Regions from separate parts of the Mus musculus genome. Here region 2 is linked to region 1. The links are chromatin loops, found by intact Hi-C in ENCODE. Cell type or tissue: left cerebral cortex. All regions are shown on one strand.

Evidence for each region. Hi-C counts contacts between places; a loop is a spot of excess contacts. Peaks named below come from ENCODE experiments on the same cell type or tissue, not always from the same donor. Only the 100,000 strongest peaks of a DNase experiment are listed, where the experiment ranks them.
Region 2: a loop joins it to region 1, with 2.3 times the contacts of the local background. A loop is called at or near these places in 2 of 42 quality-filtered maps.

The regions. Positions count from the first base shown.
Region 1 is chrX:159,864,815-159,869,814 of GRCm38, forward strand. Sh3kbp1 (SH3-domain kinase binding protein 1) reads left to right here. Exons shown (of 18, transcript NM_001135727.2): 7 at 511-586. Among named protein-coding and RNA genes, the nearest start is that of Map3k15, 120 kb to the right of the region's middle. In left cerebral cortex, no CTCF peak of the experiment used is centred here; a DNase peak (open chromatin) is centred at 3,076.
Region 2 is chrX:159,814,614-159,819,613 of GRCm38, forward strand. It overlaps Sh3kbp1 (SH3-domain kinase binding protein 1), which reads left to right. Exons shown (of 18, transcript NM_001135727.2): 5 at 1,964-2,093. Among named protein-coding and RNA genes, the nearest start is that of Map3k15, 170 kb to the right of the region's middle. In left cerebral cortex, no CTCF peak of the experiment used is centred here; DNase peaks (open chromatin) are centred at 2,758 and 3,096.

The DNA.
Region 1 (5,000 bases):
TGGGTCTGGACAGTCTAGCTTCTGCTTGACTGTCCACCTCCCTCTTTGCCCACCTTTTTCCACCAGCTCTTGTCCCTATGATAACCCCCTTCATTTCTGTCCACATATTTCCATTCTTCCCCTATGGAGTTATTCTGGAGTGTCTCCAATGGGCCAGACACTGGGCCTCCATAAATGTGATCAACTTGTCATAAAATAAAGGAAACTGGACCTTTTTGTCTGTTAAAAATAATAGCAGACCTGTAAAACGTATCAAGAGAAAAAGAGAAATAGAAGGTACCAAGAGCCTTCTCTATTATTTTACCTCTCTCTTACCCATTTTACCCCCGTGTTGGTCACTGTCGGGGAAGACCTATTATTATGTGGCAGCCTATCCGCAGAACAGCCTCGACTAATGGCTGTGGTTTTTGGAGCCACATCTGGGGATTTTCTCATTGTGAATTTGATTTTGTCCCTTTGATTAATGAAGTGAATCGTCCTGATGTGTCAATCGCCTTATTCTCTCCGCAGACAATTGGGAAGAAGTTACCTCCAGCTACATCAACTCCAGACCCATCGAAGACGGAGATGGACAGCAGGACAAAGAGTGAGTTTCCTTAATTACCCTAAATCCTTATATACCTCTGAAAGCGTTTGCTATTAAAGCGTCTCTATTAAAAAGCACACAAACGTGTGTCCTTAGATCTTCCATGAGTAGACTGGCAGCACAAGACAGAATCGGAATTTTTCCGTGTTTTTCGTATGGGTTTGATTCTTTCCTGCCATGTGCATTGTGCCAACATGCAAAGCTAGAGTTTGTCCATATTGGCACAGGCTAGGTGACCTCAGGCCCCAGGAGTGCTAGCTAAAGCACATCAGGGATTCCTGCATCTTCCAGGAACAGTCACTAAACTAACATTACTTTTGTTTCACTTATGTTGGACTCCTCAAGACATCTTTTTTTAAAGAAAATTATTTCTAATTATGTGTGTGTGTGTGTGTGTATGTTTTTATGGAGATATATGCATGTGAATTCAGGTGCCTGCAGAGATCAGAGGCTTTGGAGTCCTGGTAACTGGAGTACTAGTCATGTATGAGCCATCTGATGAGGGTATGTTGGGATCTGAACTCCAGTCCTCTGCAAGAGCAGTGCACACTCTTAACCACTGAGCTATCTCTCCAGCCTGACATCTTTGCTCAAATACCTCAGAATCTTTCTAGAGCAACTTTCAGACCTATAGAATACCTTTCTATAGATATTTCAGGCAGCAGACTAGGTGAGTAGATGGGAAAAGATTAGTTTCATTTTAGAACAGTGTGATCCAATAGAAAAATCACATGAACCAGTATATGATTGAAAATTTTCTGGAGACCACATTAAAAAATGGAAGCTCATTTTAATGTATTTAAGTCAATATATGTACATAAAACCTTTTATATATGTAATCTCTGTAAAATTATTAAAAAGATGCTGTACTTTTTCTCAGTGTGATGTCCTCACAGTGTCATATGTGGTTTGCATGTTTTATGAATCTCAGTTTAGAGTAGCAGCCACATTTCCTAGTGCTCAGGAGTCACATGTGCCTATTGGTGACCACGCTGGACAGTGTATTTTAAGAGTAATGCTGAAGCCCTTGACAGAAAACCATAGCTCTCAGAGATAGTCTCTGCTGAGACAAATATGAGTGATCAAGGGCTGGGAACATGCATTTAGGTTGATCTGCATGACATGTTCCAATAGAGAAACAGTTACATGAACTTTTTTATAGCCACAAAACAAAAGAAACTCATAAACCAAGGCTTTTACACAATACTTCAGTGGGAGCAACAGGTTATGGGCAACTCCGAAAAATCTCTGCTATAGGTTTTAGATGTTCTCTGATGACATTCTTAGCTTTTGGTTTGGCAAATCCTAGTGATCTACTCAGTATACTTTTTAAAGGCTTTTCCTGATACAGAGGTGGGTGGTAAATAGTTATTAAGAGAAATGAAGATAGATCCAGATAATTTTGACTCTCAAAGATTTGTACCATTCTATCTCTTCAGTCAAAATTTGAAAGTCTGTAGGCCTTGTTGAGCCTTCAAGATACATGTGGCATTCTTCCTGGGAACTTTCTGGGGCCTAAGATGAGCTCCTTGGGCTAAGTGATGTGCCCCATTGCAGATACTCAGCGACCTCAAGCATGTGGTAGAATCCTGCCCCTAGTGTATGCCTTGTTCAGTCCTGTAAATGTCAATGAACCACATCTGTGTGCCTGGCTCTCCCACAACATTATGGTGGTGGAACTGATTACTTGCAAAGAAGGGATTTTATAGTGACTGGAGAGAGTATTTTGTCTTAGAGTCCTAGGAGGGCCAGATGTTATTCGTTACTGACATGGCCACAGACAGATAGCTTTAATTTCTCTGACCTTTACTCCCACTATCTGCTTTGTGTACGCAGTCAGAATGTTGCCCTAGACAAAGAAAATCCCTTAGTTGCCTCCCAGTATCTTCTTCCTCTCATTCAGTCTTGAAACCTTTAGGACTCAGTTGGAAGGTTTTTCTACTCCCAAATATTGAGCACCCTAATGGGAGAGACAAAAGGAAGAGGTAGGTGAACAGTTCTATGAGAAAATGGGATAGTGCTGGGAATTAATATTAATGTGCCTGTTGGTGGGCATCAGGTCAGCAAGGTCTTGAGAGATTTGTTGTTTACTATTGGGCATTTTCCATGGATTTAGGGACAAGAACTTTGACAGTTGAATTTTACTGTATACGTTTTCCCTTTGGCTTTCCTTGTCAAAAGTAAATTTTAGAGTAATTGCTCTCCTACGATTGCCATTTAGTGGAACGCTAAGCCATTGTAATTCCTCCAACCTTTGGGCCAGTTCCCTGTTTCTGGATCCTGATGCCACATCCGTGTTTAGGTAATGACCCAGAGTTTATCATCCAGGCAGCCTACTTGCTTCTTCCTTCTGACCTAAAATAGAAACCTATGGCAAAGGATGCCCGGCAGTACAGAGGAGAGCTGTTTCTTCCTGCCAGCTGTCTCTTCAGCACACTAAGCCACAGGCCCACATCAGGATTCAGAGTTATGATGACTCAAAAATACTCATGCGAGTTGGTATTTTTTGAGTGATCCAGATTTATTTAAGCAGGGAACATTCTCCCCACCCCACCCCCAAACAAAAGGCTCTCATGATGCTGAGATTCATCAGCAACTCAGGCTGGGGAACAGATTGCCATCATTTTCATAACAAGAGGAAAACTATCTAAATATTCATAACAAAGTGCCTCGAGGTGCCTTCAGCCTATCACATCTGGTATCTCCCTTTTTCTTATTACAGTTGGTACAGATTTGTTGTCTCTGTAGGTTAGAAAAATCACCCCAAAGACAGGCCTCTTTGGCATCCTTCTGAACTATTCAATATTATAGATGCAGAAGACTGTAGATCAGTGGTTCTTATGCTGTGGGTCATAACCTCTTTGGGGTCAAATGACCCTTTCATGGGGGTCACATATCAGATATCCTGTATATCAGATATTTACAATGTGATTCACAACAGTAGTAAAATTAGAGTTAAGTAGCAAAGAAAATAATTTTATGGTTGGGGGTCACTACAACATGAGGAACTGTATGAAAGGGTCACAGCACAACATTAGGAAGGTTGAGAAGCACTGCTCTAGATGAACAAGTAGGTTTGGAAAATCTGGATAAAGTATGATTGGAGGTGCAAGTGGGCTGTTTCCCATGTTACACCTCATTCACTTAGTGACTGGACATTTGCACCACCTCTGAGACCATTGACTTGCCTCTTGGGAATTATTGTCTATAGTAGTGACATGTGGTGCTTCATTGGTACCATTAGATTGTTGATCCCTCTAGGTTTAAGACAGACACTGCATTTGATTTTCCCATCATGCAGCCTAGAACAGTGCCGGAGACTCACTGGATATACAGTGAGTGGAGGTTGAGCAAGTGGAGACTTTTAAAGGACTTCTGACATTGTGGGGTTTTGTTGTTGTTGTTGTTATTGTTCACTTCTTCTACTCAAATCTCACCCATACTGTACCTGACACATCCCATATGAAGCACATCTCCTCTTTATCCACTGATGTTTTTTTGTCTACCAGAGCCCTCATGTTCAATCCCCCCCAAAGTCCCCTCTCTCCCTAGGAAGCACCTTTCACCACCCCCCAATACATCTGTTCACTGGATTCAGAGGGAGGGCCTTCCTATGATGGGTCCCAGCTACCTAGGTGGTTGAAAATTGACCTTTCAACTCCAGTCCTCTTAGAGAAGAAAGGCTTCCTGTTTTCCTGATGACTGGCCTTTCTCCCAAAGTCTCCAAGCTTTTCATCTGAGCAGACAAAGCTGCCGATGAGAGAACAGTGCTCCAGCCTCTATTCTGAGCTAGAACAGAAAGGCTTTGCTTCTCAGGTTTTCATTTTATTCTTTTGAAACAATGCTTCTTTTTCAAACAGGAAAGTGAAAGGGTGTTCTAATTAATGCTTGGGACATAATTGAAAAGACAAGTTCCCAGCAGCGTCTAAGATCAAAGGCAATTGAACAGTCAGCTTCTTCGGAAGGGAAGCTGTTGGGTTGGAATTGACAAATATGGTAATGTACGCTCCATGTCTGAACTCAGTCTGAATGTAGATTGAATGTACTTACACGTGGGCCAGATCATTCTCTATCCCGGGGACTGTCCTGTGTATATCACAGAGTATTTAGCAGCATCCCTGCCCTCTGTTCAATAGAAGCCAATAGAACCTGTTCCTCTCCTGTTGTGGCAATCAAAACTGTCTCAAAGTATTGCTAATGTTCCTTAGAAAGCCTAACTTGTTCTGTATTTTGTTACTCTAGTAGAATACCACAGGCAGTTTATAGGTGGTATGTATTTGCCTCATGGTTCCGGGGGCTAGGCAATTAAAGGAAACATGCCTGGTGAGGGATGTTGAGTTGTTTTATAACATGGACCAAAGAGAATAAGAGTTTGGAGATGTACACCAGTGGGTAAAGTACTTATCTACTATGC
Region 2 (5,000 bases), 50 kb before region 1:
TGACAGCCATACCTAGATGCTATTGTGCGCATTCTTCTCCTAAGATTTTGTGGCCATGCAAATGTAATCAATCACTACTCCACAAATTTGTACCCTGTGAGTTCTCTATCAACCGTTGTAAAGGTATTGCTCTGGTTGTCTCCATTCTCTGTCATTCATCAGGCCCTCTCCCCTTTCTGGAATGCTCTGAAGATACTTCCCCTAATCTTAGCTACTGTTTCTAATTTCTTAATGGCCTATCTTAATTTTGACTTACCTCTTCTCAAATCTGTCTTTTACCATTCCAGATATAAGTGAGCTCAACTTGATGTAACAAGTCTGCTTTGTGCTAATTCATTTCTTTATCCTGCATTGCTAGCCTTAGTCTTTACTCACACCTTATCTTGATACATTGTCACTTTCTTTAGAAAAAAAAAAAAAACCTGGGACTTGTCATATGTAATTATGCACTCCTCGATTCTAGCAAAGAACCATAGTGCATATACCTTTAACAGAGACAAAGATCATGCTTAAGTATGGTATGCGAGATGAATTACCAGTTCAGTTACATAGATATGGAAGCAGGAATTTAATTTGGCAGGAGAAAATGAATAAGTTCACATAACAGCTAAGTTTCAGGGTAGAATTTGAACTGGGCTTGAGTTTTAGTTTTCTTTTTTATTTGTTTGAATTATTGAAGTTCTTGGACTGTACTTGTTGGCTTGGACTGGTGTAGTATATACATATAGGAAACCTTTAAAGGTTCTAGCTCTTTTTTTTTTCTATTGTTCCATGTGTTTTTGATAATGTCATTCTTGCTTGTCCTCAAAGTGACCTTATTTTTCTCTCCAGGAAGCCAAGTAAACATTCAGACATCTACTTTGCTGTTGGTAGATCCATCTCAAATCCTTCAGACAACTTCTCTTTCCCCATTTCACCTGCCCCCAGCTAGTTGGTCACGACCACTCCATACCTCAAAACTGAACATATCATGTCTCTTCTCATTACTTTCCTGGTCTAGGTCCCACTTCCTCCTCAGTTGGCCACAGCCTTCCAGCCCCCTAATATTCCAGTCTTTCCCCCACATTCCCAGAGAAACTCACGTGAAATCTCTCTACCCCTCCCAAGTTCTCAGCTCAGAGGTCTTTTTTTTTTTTTTAATTGAAAATAGATTCTGCTCTTAATTGCCCGGTTTTGGTTATCTTGCAAACTCCTCCTTCCCTTCTATCCCCCTCCCCGTCCCTTCTTTGTCTTACTCCCCCACTCTTCCTTTTTGTTTCTGTTGCTTGTTTGTGGTACTGACAGTTTTATATAGACCTTGTGGCACCATATTTCCAGCTACTTGATCTAGCTGGATAGCTCAGGCTCACCTCACAGGTACTGTTTATTTTCCTTGCTGTGTCTCTCCTGAGTGCTGGAATTACAGATGTGTATGCCCCTGCCTGGTTATATTCACAGGGCTTTTAAAAAAATAGTGGTTTTCATAAAACAAAACACATAAAATTACATAGTCACTCTGGTGAAGTACACATCTAACAAAAGCAAATTTTGATACAGTAATCTATGTGATAGCTTAATAGATTAAATAACCAATGCTACCCAGCAGGTACATTTCAAAGTACCAATGAGCACAAATGATATTTTGAGGTACATCATCTATGATATATTAGGAAAATATTCATGATTTATTCCATGGTAAGTCACCAGTTCTACTAATACTGGTATGCTATCTACATTCACAACCAAAGGGAATGCCAAATTTCAGTTAGAAGTTGACTAAAATGAAGTGTCAATTTTTGGCTGTTTGTGTTGGATTTCAGGTTAACTCCCTTTACTTGTCTGAATCATAAGACCACATGTCCTGCTTTCTGTTTTCCTGGTAATTTTAGAGCATCGGATCCCTGTTCTGTGTGAGTTCTACTCTGTACCATGTCAGTAGGAGACCTGTCTAACCTCATCTTGGACCTCTGTTCTTTCTATGCAGGTAGAGGAAGGATGGTGGGAAGGTGTGCTCAATGGGAAGACTGGAATGTTTCCTTCCAACTTCATCAAGGAGCTGTCAGGGGAGTCGGATGAGCTTGGCATCTCCCAGGATGAGCAGCTTTCCAAGTCAAGTAAGGATGCCTACCATTCTGAACAGAAAGGGAAGAGACCAGTGGGCTCTGTCATAGCCTCCTTATATACTGTGCTTCAATGCCAAAGGGCTATGAGAAAAGCTTGTGGGTATTTTCTTGGCTCTTGCACCTTAGCCCACTATGATTTAATAAGTTTGTCACTGTATAGATGTGACCTATAGCTATATATTCTATATGTCTCTGGATAAGTGAGTACCAGCCTTTAGTCATGGTAGTACTGGCTCATGGGTGGCATAGATTGTTGTGCTTCCATATACTTACTTCTAGAATATCTTTTCCCAGTGAGTTTATAATTATTTTTTAAATAAATGCAGTGAGATGATCAGTATCCCCCAATGTCCTCTGAAGAACTTAGGAAAAAAACTAACGATTATTGGTTGCAAGATACTGTGTACAAGATAAATGCATGCCAGTACCATTGCATATATGACAAGATAGTCCAGCCTCACCTTGAATGAGGAAGTGGTTCCCTTTTGTAATGGTGAGAACGAACTTCAGGTCTTTTTTTCTCCAGGGCCTGAAGGTTTCCTTCCAGCTTCTCTGCTGCCCTTTCCAGCTCATGGAGCAAAAGGTCAGGACCGGGAAGCTTTGTTCTCCCAGTCACTAACCCAACTCCCCATGTGGGCGTCTGTGTTTATTTTGTGCTGTGTTGAGCCAAGGTCATGGCCATGAATGTTGTAGGAGATTCAGCTATGTCATTAGTAGTGTCATGCTACTTGCTGACTTTCTTTCCTGATGTGAGGAAGACAGCCCAGTCTTACCAAAACAATTTTCAAATAGCTTCACTTTCCATTTTGAAAAGTTTAATTTAAACAGTATTCTTCTATTGGCTTGGTATCCCTGTATTCATTCAGTAGTTTAATTGGATAAGTGTTTGATTTGGAAGTTGAAGCTATTTCCAGATAAGTACTTATGTGACTCTTTTTGGTGTGTGTGGGGTGGTAGTGTCTCAGCAGTGGCTTTGGGCTGTACAGCTGGCCACAAATAGAAGCAACTGTACTAGCTGGCTGACTCAGTGTCTGCAGCAGGATCCCTTCCTTCCACTGAGAATCCTCTGCTCCAAACTCCATTATATCCTCAAGTCTTGGATGTGAAGGATCAGGATGGCTGTTCAGATCGACTGACGTACTGAGGAGCTCCTGTCACCTTCTCTGAGCTGAGACAAGTGCTTCTCCACCAATGTGGCCAGCTCAATGCGTAGAGCAGTGGTAGCTTCTTTTGCCCCTCCTCCCACTCCACAGTAGAATTTTAACTGTTCCAGAATCTTCTTTTATACACTAGAATAGCATCATGCCTGGTAACTAGGTCCCATATTAATAATACTGTATCTCTGGAACATTGTGAGTTAAATGTTTCTGTCTGTCTGTTTGTTTGTTTGTTTGTTTGTTTTTAAGGGGATTATATTTTTGGAAAAGGGTTATCATAACTTTATTTTCATGGGGAAATGAAATCTAAGTTCTAACAGCAATAGCATACATAGGAAGGTCCTCAGTAAATGGTAGCTCTTATTGCTGGTAAGATAGACTTGGAACATGACCAATTAGTGTTTAGCCATTTGTTTTCTCTTTGCTACCATGGCCACTGAAGCACCATGATTATGTTTTAACAATTACTTTGTAATTCCTTTACTGATGCAGAGAGGGAGATTGGGGACTGCCTCTTGACTTCCTGGCGGTTACCTAATCTTAGCTATATAGTCTCAGAAGTGAAGACTTTCAGGAGAATACATGCCATAGTTTTGGGAACTATTGAAACAAACTACACCATGAGATGGTCTTCTCAGTCACTTGGCTATCCTTTACCTACCCCTCACACCAACTCATTTATTAGATAGACATCTGTTTCAGAACAAGAACTGTCCAGCAGTTTTTGTAGCTGTGTTGAGTGCAGCTGCCCATTGCTGAGAGGGCTTGAGGTCCCTGGAGAAGTATGTTTTTCTAACAAGGATGGATGCTTCTTATAAACACAAAACAGAACAAAACAGTGCTTGCTGTAGTCTTCCTAAGTATACAGTTAAGAAAAGCAGGGCCCAATATGGCCCTATCTGCTTGCTTATATTTGTCCATTCCCTTTGTCTTCTCTTTATTTCCTTCTTCTAGTCTTCATTAATTAAATCTCTGTTGAGCTCAGAAGTGGCTCTGTAGTTACTAAGATCTTCCCTGGTGTCTTGAAGAGTCAGAGACAAATGAAGTACAGATGGGGACCTTGTCTTCAGTCAACTCATCTTGCAGAAAGGAGGCAAAGGCTCAGGAAACTTCCCTAGGAGCTGACATTTGAGTGGGAGTAGGGTACAAAGGCAGAGAGGCCAGTCCCATGGTAATGTGGGGGAATAGTAGTCAAAAGGGCTTCATAGAAGAGGAGATGTGGAAATAATGTTGTTGTTGCTTTCTGAATTGTCACCCTGCCCTAACAGACAGAAGTAGCACCTTTCAGTGTTGTGGTAGTGTTTTCAGTACCTGTCAACACTTGTGACTAGCTTCATCATAGGATTATCCTAAAATGTATATATAACCATATCACATTGCTACAGAGATCATGTATATGATGGGATGCATCCAAGTTGGACCTTTGAGTTTAGAATGGTCTGCTTATTCTCTTCAGCAGAGAATAGTGTTAGGACTTTGGATATGCTTTACTTCTTTTAGAAAAAAAAAACTTTTTTGTTTTGAAGTAATTAAGATTCATAGGAAGTTGTTAAAATAAACACAAACTATATAGGGAGGATCCACGTGTACCTTCATCCACATTTCTCCAGTGATTGCATCTCCTATAATTACAGTAAATGCATATTTGTTTCTGTTCTGCAGTTGAAAGATACTAAGTATAGTTGGTGTACAAACAGCTTCTAGCTTTTTCTCTGCTATGAGCCAAAATGTACTTAATCAG